Regions from separate parts of the Homo sapiens genome. Here region 1 is linked to region 2. The links are chromatin contacts, found by Hi-C or POLR2A ChIA-PET in ENCODE. All regions are on one chromosome and are shown on one strand. Each heading gives the region's core, a stretch centred on a gene start or an enhancer-like site at or near the end of the contact. The rest is flanking DNA. Distances are from core to core; before and after follow the strand shown. Region 1 holds the start of ZNF140 (zinc finger protein 140). Region 2 holds the start of CHFR (checkpoint with forkhead and ring finger domains).

Evidence for each region. A loop is a pair of places that touch in the nucleus more often than their neighbours do. ChIA-PET counts read pairs that join two places held with the same protein, here RNA polymerase II (POLR2A). Pooled maps may share reads with other maps.
Region 1: a map of CD8-positive, alpha-beta T cell shows a loop between it and region 2 (35-fold over the local background). The contact joins the promoter of ZNF140 here to the promoter of CHFR in region 2. A Hi-C loop is called at or near these places in 13 of 168 maps with a recorded cell type or tissue (CD14-positive monocyte, CD4-positive, alpha-beta memory T cell, CD8-positive, alpha-beta T cell and 8 more), 31 of 37 single-sample maps with no recorded cell type and 31 of 50 pooled maps. POLR2A ChIA-PET finds 5 or more read pairs at or near these places in 6 of 52 experiments (A549, AG04450, B cell and 3 more).

What each region holds. Positions count from the first base shown.
Region 1 is chr12:133,079,559-133,084,610 of GRCh38, reverse strand. ZNF140 (zinc finger protein 140) reads right to left here and starts at 3,688. Exons shown (of 5, transcript NM_003440.4): 1 at 3,539-3,688; 2 at 3,282-3,338; 3 at 1,382-1,508; 4 at 1,050-1,145. The coding sequence starts at 3,290. RefSeq lists enhancers at 3,700-3,899, 3,970-4,659.
Region 2 is chr12:132,885,096-132,889,927 of GRCh38, reverse strand. CHFR (checkpoint with forkhead and ring finger domains) reads left to right here and starts at 2,323. Exons shown (of 18, transcript NM_001161346.2): 1 at 2,323-2,381; 2 at 2,588-2,732. The coding sequence starts at 2,600. CHFR-DT (CHFR divergent transcript) reads right to left here and starts at 2,086. Exons shown (of 2, transcript NR_110919.1): 1 at 1,996-2,086; 2 at 1,357-1,808. RefSeq lists enhancers at 1-727, 728-1,530, 1,867-2,276 and a silencer at 2,347-2,466.

The DNA.
Region 1 (5,052 bases), core at 2,439-4,938, 190 kb before region 2:
CCAAAACTGACCCTTTTTCTGTCTTTTGTTTCTCTAGTACTATCTGCATCCAAATTACCCAAGCCTAAAACGACAACTGGAAATTCCTTTTTTCACTGCTGTACTGCTAATTTGAGGATATCTAATGCAAGCTATTTAGACACATCACTAGGCCATGAATTCCTTGATAGTTATTACACTTTTGCACACTCTCTAGTCTCTGTAGCACTTAATAGAAAGTCTTGAGAAAGATTTGACAAGATTAAAATTTCTGTAAATATTAAGAGTGTATGTGAAGGAATAAATAAATATCAATTAATCAAAGAGTAATGAATTAATCTTTTCAAGGTGATTAAATAGAACAGCAAAATATGTACTTTTAATTTTTTTTTTCTTTCTCAGGTTGAATTCAGGCAATAGAAATGTATGTCCATTTGAAGAAAGAAAGGAAAGAAAAAACAAAAAGAAATGAAATTCAGAGACCAGACAGAACTAACAATGGGAACAAAAAAGACACCTGTGAGAAAGAAAAGAAAGTATAAGGTGAGAACTGGTCGACTATGTCAGCTGTTAGGTAATATAGAAAAAACAGAATTGGGTATGAAGTAGTGTTTTATGGAGTTGTAAGTGAAACTTCAGTCTTTATACCTCTGGTATCTTTTTTTTTTTTTTGAGATGGAGTCTTGCTCTGTCTCCCAGGCTGCAGTGCAGTGGCGCAATCTCGACTCACTGCAAGCTCTGCCTCCCGGGTTCACGCCATGCTCCTGCCTCAGCCTCCCAAGTAGCTGGGACTACAGGCACCCGCCACCAAGCCCGGCAAATTTTTTTGTATTTTTAGCAGAGATGGGGTGTCACCGTGTTAGCCAGGATGGTCTCGATCTCCTGACGTCGTGATCCACCCACCTCGGCCTCCCAAAGTGCTGGGATTACCGGCATGAGCCACCGTGCCTAGCGTATCTCTAGTATCTTTAAGGGAAAATTTTCCAATCAACATATTAAAAAGTATTCCTTTTTCATTGACTAATTGAGTGGTTTTAAAAAATTTCCCCATCAGCTTCCAACTCACTCACCTGAAAACAGATCTCTTTTCACTTCCCTTTTCCCCAGCCAGGGTTCTTTCCCTTGCTCCAATAAGGAAACCACATCTGGCTTAGAAATGGAAAGACCTGCTTGCAGAAAATGAAATAAATTCAAGATCAGTCATTGAATCCTAAGAGGGGCCACAAAGGAAATGTCAGATGTAAGTTTTTAAAATGTCTAAAAATAAGGTGCAGTTACGTCCCCATCTTAAAACTAATTTTAAGAAACCCCATACCTCTCTTGGGAATATTCAGCCAGATAATTATAACAGCCACCCTAACGGTCAAATTTTGCCTTGAGGGAGATGAAGAAGAATACTTACCCAGTGAGACCAGATGGCCATAGTTCTCCAACATTACACATCTGTACAAATCTCTTTGAGCAGGCTGAAGCCATTTCCACTCCTCCTGGGAGAAGTCTATGGCCACATCTCTGAATGTCACTGACCCCTGAAATGACGGACAGATATTTGCATGACCAGCACGCATGCCCCCAAACTCCCTCATCAAGGAATAAAATGAGTCTCACTGTGGAGGTTAGGCAATGTGTCTAAGTAGTAACAGTGAGAGTTTTCAGAATTCTGAGTAATTATATAATGAAGAGCCTAGCTCTTGTGTTTTGTTGTATAACTGGAGAAAAGGAGAAAAACATAAATTATCTGTCCTGAGATAATTTACAATTTTATTCAAAATAAAGGATTATACACATGAACAATATGGATTTTTGGCATTGGTTGTAAAAATTCTTAAGATTTTACAGTATTCCTTTATGTTAATAAACAATGTATATTTTCCTTAATACCAGCCTATTTTAATATAATTCAGCCAGAATTTCTTCAGGGTAATAATTCGCTACAGCAGATAACAGCACCACCCTTCAAATGGGGCATACAGTCTCAAGTTTGTCACAGTTATCCCTAATCCTAAAGAAATACCTGTGAAACTTAGTGGTAATTTTAGCAATGTCACAGAACAAGGAGGATAAGCAATAAAGAATCTTGATTCCGCAAGAAGAGAATGTAATACCTCCCAGGACAGAACCTAAAGCACTTTCCCTCAGAGTTAGGGGGAATAATATATAAGCCCTTGCTTTGCAGCCTGGTTTTGCACCACTTGAGTGATCCACATTGATCTATAAGGCATGAATGGGAATTTAAAATGTCTCAAACTAGTAGCAGTCCCAGATGGATGGCAGTTATAATTTACAGTTTTGAAGTTTAATAAAAAAGTGATTAAAGACTGTTGACTAATAAAGCAGCTGTTTCCTACACAGCAAGATCTGCAGCAGAGGTGGAAATTGGATTCCCCAGCAAAACTCAGAGAACCTCTGAATTTGGAGAGAAGTATGACAAAAAGTAGGATAAAGAAGTGGAACTGAAATGAGGGACTCATTTTGAATAGTTGACCCTGTTATCCCCACTGCTGTGAAGCACAATTACCAGCCAAGCCCTTAGGCCAAATCAAAATAAAAATGTGTTCCTTATGTCATGTCTGAAAAATGAGCTCTGAGGATTCGGAGATTTTGTTTTGGTCACTTCTGCATCCTCAAGACTTAGAATGAGTTGCACATTAGAATCACTTGGAAGGACTGTTAGACTGCTGGGCCAAATTCTCAGTTTCTGATTCAGAAGGTCTGGGGTAGGACTCAAGAATATTCATTTCTAATACGTTCTCAGATGATGCTGATACTGCTGGTCCAAGGATCACACTGTGGGAACCACTGAAAGTAGAGGTTCAGTAAAAACATATTGAATAAATGAATAAAGGGGCGCTGGAGTAACGTAAAGCACTCCTCATTCTAACACTGTGGGAAAGAGGAGGCGATGTAACAGCTGGCACCCTACCCTCTCACCCTAAAACATGCCAGCCAGGTCAGAAACCCCGCCCACATCTGGATAGCTTCCTGTCACTCTCTTCATGTATACTTAAGTATAAGCACCTGAAAAGGAGGAACAAGGGACAGGGTCCTGGGGTTCTGCCAGGCAGGTGGTTGTAGGAGAAAGAAAGCCACGTCCCAAGTCCTGAAAAACACGGCTGCACTTCACAAAGAAAAGCGGAAACAGGCCAAGTGGGTTGGCTCACTTGAGGCCAAGAGTTTGAGGTTACAGGATGCTATGATCGCTCCACTGCCTGGGCGACAGGAGGAGACCCTGTCTCTCTCTTAAAAAAAAAATAAAAATTTATATATATATATATATATATATTTATCAATCATTAGCTTACCTGAGACATAGCTCACAGAAGGGAAGGAGGAGATCAGAAAAGTGTAAAATGGCAGACCTGGCAGAGAGAGAAAGGAGCCCTGAGCGAACAGGCCAGCTAGGCCGCGCCCAAGTCACTAGATTCCCGCACTGGGGATTCCCGTGGCCCCCGCTCCGCGCCTCCCACGTAGAGAGCAGGGCGCCCTGAGAGATCGCGCTTGGACCACTGGCGCCGGCTTTCTCTTCCTGCCACGGCGCGCCTCCCCAGAACCCCCTCACCTAACAGTGGCCACAGAAGGATGCGTTTCCGTGGTGCTTTCCGCCAGGTGGGCGTAGCGTTCCAGGGCTCCGGACCGAGTCACCGCCCGGGGCCATCCGGCGCAGACCGGGAGGGCTCCTTTCGTTGCCTACAGCCAACACAGGCCAGACGCTCGGCGCCGCCCCCCAGGGCCCCTCCGCGGGCGTCGCAGGAATTGCGTCTTCAGAAGCCTCGCCGACGTCACCCCAACCAGGCCGCCGGCCTCAAGAAACTACAATTCCCAGAAACCAATGCGGCCCTGCGCGCAAGGGCTTTTCGTTCCTACTGGAACTCCCAGAGCGCCTCGCTGCCGTGCCCAGAACGCCAGGAGACAAAGAACGAGGGCCTGCGACAACTACAATTCCCAGAGCCATCGCGGCCCGGTGCGCCAGAGCATAGGGGCTATCCTCCCACGCCCAGAGCCGAGAAACAAAGAACCCGGGTCCTAGGCAACTACATTTCCCAGAAATAACCGCGGCCCCCCGCGGAAGAGTACACAGACCTTTGTGTTCCTATAACTGCCAGAGTGTCTCGCGGCCAAGCGCACAACTAGCGGAGAAACGAAGAACGTGGAACTCAGGCCACCACACTTCCCAGAAACAACCGCGACCCCGCGCGAGAGAGCATATGGCTTTCCCCGCCCCACTGCAACTCCCAGGGTGCTTTGAGGCCAAGCGCACATCATCGAAAGACAAAGAACACGAGCTTCAGGCAACTACACTTCCCAGAACCTCTAGCGACCGTGCGCAAAAGAGCGGAGGACGTTCTTCCCCTACTACGACTCCCAGAGTGCATCGTGGCCACGCCCAAAGCCGGAAGACAACGCAGAGCTCTGGCGACTACATTCCCCCAAACTCCTGCGCCGCACGCCAGAGGGTATAGGGTTTTCCTCCCCTACTACGACTCCCACAGTGCTTCGCTGGCGTGCACACACGGCCCAGAGACAAGGAACTGGAGACTCAGGTGACTACACTTCCCAGAACACACCGCGGCCCAGCAAGAGCCCAAGACCGCCTCTATTAAACAACTAGGATTCTTAACAACGACTGTGGAGTCAGTACTTCAGTCTAAGACCTTTTGCTACTGGAAAGGGGTCCGGATCTCAGACTCTAAGAGAGGGTTCTTGGATCTTGCACAAGAAAGAATTTGAGGCGAATCCATAAGGTGAAAGCAAGTTTATTAGGAAAGTAAAGGAATAAAGAATGGCTAATCCATAGGCAGGGCAGCCCCGAGGGCTGCTGGTTGCGCATTTTTGTGGTTATTTCTTGATGATATGCTAAACAAGGGGTGGATTATTCATGCATCCTCTTTTTAGACCATATAGGGTAACTTCCTGACGTTGCCATAGCCACTGGTGGGCAGTGAGGACAATCAGGTCGTTCTCATCGCTATCTCGGTTTTAGTCGGCTTCTTTACTGCAACCTGTTTTATCAGCAAGGTCTTTATGACCTGTATCTTGTGCCAGCCTCATGTCTCATCCTGTGACTACGAATGC
Region 2 (4,832 bases), core at 1,074-3,573:
TGAGCAATAAAGTTTTTTACTCACCTGGGTGTAGGCGGGCTGAGTCCGAAAAGAGAGTCAGCAAAGGGCAGATAGGGGTAGTGGGGCCGTTTTATAAGATTTAAGTAGGTAAACGAAAATTACAGTCAAAGGGGGGTTGTTCTCTGGTGGGCAGGGGTGGGGGTCACAAGGTGCTCAATGAGGGAGCTTTTTGAGCCAGGATGAGCCAGGAGAAGGAATTTCACAAGGTAATGTCATCAGTTAAGGCAAGGACCGGCCATTTTCACTTCTTTTGTAGTGGAATGTCATCAGCTAAGGCAGGAACAGGCCATTTTCACTTCTTTTGTGATTCTTCAGTTACTTCAGGCCATCTAGGCATATATATACATGCAGGTCACAGGGGATGCGATGGCTTAGCTTAGGTTCAGAGGCCTGACATGATCCACCTGCCTCAGCCTCCCAAACTGCTGGGATTACAGACGTGAGCCACTGCGCCCAGCCGGTTTTACACCTTTTAGGGAGAAAGTTCATAGATGGATTCAAAGATTTTCTGATTGGCACTTGGTTGAAAGAGTTGTTATTATCTAAAGACCTGGAATCAATAGAAAGGATTGTCTGGGTTAAGCTAAGGGAGACAAAGTTTCTATTTTGTTATTTTTTTTTTGACAGGGTCTCTGTTGCCCAGGCTGGATTGCAGTGGCACAGACTGTGGTTTACCGCAGCCTTGTCCTCCCGGGCTCAAGGAATCTGCCCACCTCAGCCTCCTGAATAGCTGGGACTATAGGCATGTGCTGTCATCATGTCCAGCTAAGACGGGGTCTCCCCATGTTGCCCAGGATGGTCTGAATTCCTGGGCTCAAGCGATCCACCCACCTCGGCCTCCCAAAGTGCTAGGATTACAGGCTTGAGCACCACCACTCTGGCCATTCTAATGCAGATGCCGCTCCAGGCAGCAGGCTTCAGAGAGAATAGATGGTAAACTTTTCTTATCAGAGTTAAAAAGGTGCCAGAGTCTTACATTCTCTCCTGGATCAGGAAAAGATGTGGAAAAGGAAGGAGATTCTCTACAAAGTAGATTTCCCCCAGGAGACAGTTTTGCAGGGCTACGTAAAACTATGTTAAATAAATACATGTCAGGGTAAAATACTTCGTTTTCTTCCAGGGCCTGCTATTTGTCATGTGATGTATCTTAATGCTACAGACCGTTTGGTCAGCCTTAAGTTGTCTGTTTTAACGTCGACGCTGGTCAGTTATACCTGAATTCCAAAGGGAGGACAGTATAATGGGACATATCCAAACCCTGCTTCCCATCAGGGACTGAACTGGTTTTTCAGATTAACTTTGGCGTTGAGAGACTCAGTTCATTCAGTTGGTTGGGGAGGCTTACAATTTTATTTTTGGTTTACAAGGTATAGATAACTATGCCTATACCTATATATACAAATGTTTATATATGTATATATGTGTGTATATATGGTTTGTTTTACACAAATGGATGCCTACTTTATTTATTTTGGTAGCGATGAGGTCTCAGGCTAATCTCGAACTCCTGGGCTCGAGATCCTCCTGCCTAGGCCTTCCAAAGCACTTAGATTACAGGCGTAAGTCACTGCGCCCGGTCCTGCTTCACCCTCTTAAAACCGCCCTTGGGGGCTCCTCATGAGTGCAGACATTGGCGCGTTCCTCCAAACCGCACAGACTCCCCCTGCGTGGACGCGTCTCGCCGTCTTTACTCCTCTTTCGCCGACCTTTCACTTTCAGGGAATACCCTCTGGCGCCCTTCTCTGGAGCACACACGTGAACGCCGCCGGATTCCAAGAAGTGAGATACTGAGGCAAAAGTTACGCGCGTTCAGAACAGGAAGACCCCGCAAAACGCCGGCCAAGACGTGGCCCCGCGTCCACCCTGCCCACAAGCAGCCGCTCCCACTCGCGGACCGCGCCCTGTGCCTCAGACTTCGGATCTGTGTGATCCACTGTGTGCAACTGTACCCGAAAGGGTCCCCACGTGCACTACCTCGTGACAACTAAGATGGACCGTCTTCTACTCCTAGGAGTCATCCCCAGATTAGCGGGGCTCTCAGAATCCTTGGGGCTTCCAATCCGGAAGTTCCCCGTCCCTTCTGCCCCAACATAACATGGCGCCGACCGCAGCCACTTCCGTGATCCGCAGGCGACGAAGTCGCCTGGTCAGGATCAAAGATGGCCGAGCGCCCTCCACGCGCCTACTCTCGCGGGCCACTCCCGGCTCCGCTTTAGCTGCCGCTCTTGGTGAGCGCCGCCGCCAGCCAATCGCGGGGCGCAGAGGCCTCTGGCCCCGCCCCGCGGATCAGCTGAGGGAGCCGCAATGTCTCTTGACAGCGGCGGCGGCGCAGCCGGTTCCGGGTTCGGCGCGGGGCGGGGGTAAGCGCGGCTGGCGAGGGGGCTGCGGCGGGCGGCGAAGGGGGACCTGGTTGCGGCCGTGGGAGGGGGCGCCCGCCGGCGTCCAGGCCGGGCTGCGGGGCTGCGTGGGCGCGGGCGGCCGGGCCGGGGCCCGCGGGGTGGGGCGGGCGCCGAGTCTCGGCCTCTGGGGTCGGGAGTCTCCATGGGCGTTTCCGGGGTCTCCGCAGATGTGAATCCCGATGGAGCGGCCCGAGGAAGGCAAGCAGTCGCCGCCGCCGCAGCCCTGGGGACGGCTCCTGCGTCTGGGCGCGGAGGAGGGCGAGCCGCACGTCCTCCTGAGGAAGCGGGAGTGGACCATCGGGCGGAGACGAGGTGCGGGGCTGAGGCCGGGGCCGGGGGCCGGGGCCGGGCAGAGCCACCGGGTTGCGGGCAGGCCACACGGGCGGCGGTGCAGTGTGCGCTCCAGATTTTTCCGTGGAGTGAAATGTCATGTAAGAACTGGTATTTATTCGGTGTTCTGCCCACCGATTCTTGCGCATGATTCACGCACATCATTTAGCCTTCGTTACAACTGTATAAGTTAGTTGTGTTCATATACTCTCCAGAATGCAATATTGTCACGTTCGTTGCCGTACAGAGTATCTTTTCTGACTGTAATGGAACGAAATTAAAAATAATAGAAGGAAAAGTGGAAAATTCACAGATATGTGGACATGAAACACCACACTCTTAAAGCAACCGGTGGGTCAAATAAGTCTTTACAACGGGGACCTTGTTTTGAGACAAATGAAACAAAAATAGAATACACCAAAAGGTATTTAGGATGCAGCCAAGGCAGTACTCAGAGGGAAATTTATAGCTGTAGTGCTTATATTAAAAAAGATCTCAAGTCCCAGCCCCTAGAATATTTATTTATTTAATAAACCTGGAAAGCTAAAAACTTGAACAAAGTCATACAACGGGTGAGAGAAAGTTCCCTCAGCCTCCACATTCACTGCCTCCAGTCTCCCAAGTGACCATCTGGTTGTTTGATTTCCTCTGAAGCCTTTGTATGGGGAGAGAAATGCGCTGGTCCTGTCAACAAAAATGTTTAGTTTGTCTGAAAATTAATGAATTAGCTCCGACATTATACTCTAAAAAGGAGCGAGGATGGGAAATATTTGCTGTTTGGAAGCAATTTTTTTTTTTTTTTTGGTTAATTTCACCCCTTATAATGTGCTTGCACCTGGTTTTTTTTGTTTTTTTGTTTGTTTTTTTGAGATAAGAGTCTTGCTCTGTGGCCCAGACTGGGGTGCAGTGGTGTGATCTCAGCTCACTGCACCCTCTGCCTCCCGGTTCAAGTGATTCTCCCGCCTCAGCCTCGGAGTAGCTGGGACTACAGGCGTGCGCCACCATGCCTGGCTAATTTTTGTATTTTTAGTAGAGATGAGCTTTCGCCATATTGCCCAGGCTGGTCTTGAACAACTGAACTAAAGTGATTCACCTGCTTCGGCCTCCGAAAGTGCTGGGATTACAGGTGTGAACCACTGTGTCTGACCTGGTTTTGTTTTTTGGGGTGTTTTGGTAGTCTTACATTCCAGTATCAAGTCAAAGTTTATTTTACAACTTTGAAAGTATTTAGATATCATCATAACATATCAAAATTATCCCTTTAAGACAAGAGGAAGTATTTGAAGATTTTTCCCTTTGTCTTTACTTGATAGACTAGGAGGTTTGGTGAAGAGCAGAGGCCCTAGAGACAAATTATGTGGGTTTCCAATCTGTCAACACATTACTCTGGGCTAACGACATCTTTCTGCGCCTATGTACCTACTTCATAGATTTGCTCTGAGGAGTTAATGAGATCATACACGGACTGCTTAGAAGGAACTTTAGCGTTAGCACTTAGCATTAGCCATTGTTATTGTAACATGTTATACATGTTATTACATGGTAGGACATTACATGTTAAGACAAGGAGAGAAAATATGTCGTTGAGTTTATCTTTTAATAGGAACGATTTTAGTGAATTTATAAATAATGTTGCCAGCAAAAACTTTAAGATTATTGTATTAGTTTGTTCATACTACCATAGCAAAATACTACATTCTGGGTGGCTTAAGCAACAGAAATTTATTTATTTATTTATTTATTTATTTATTTATTTATATATTTTTTGAGACAGAGTCTCACTCTATCACCCAGGCTGGAGTGCAGTGGCGCGATCTCGGCCCACTGCAAGCTCCACCTCCCGGGTTCTTGCCATTCTTCTGCCTCAGCCTCCCGAGTAGCTGGGACTACAGGCGCCCACCACCACGCCTGGCAGTGGTATTTTGTATTTTTAGTAGAGACGGGGTTTCACCATGTTAGCCAGGATGGTCTCAATCTCCTGACCTCGTGATCTGCCTGCCTCAGCCTCCCAAAGTGCTGGGATTACAGGCGTGAGCTATCGCGCCCGGCCAGAAATTTATTTTTTATTTTATTTTATTTTTT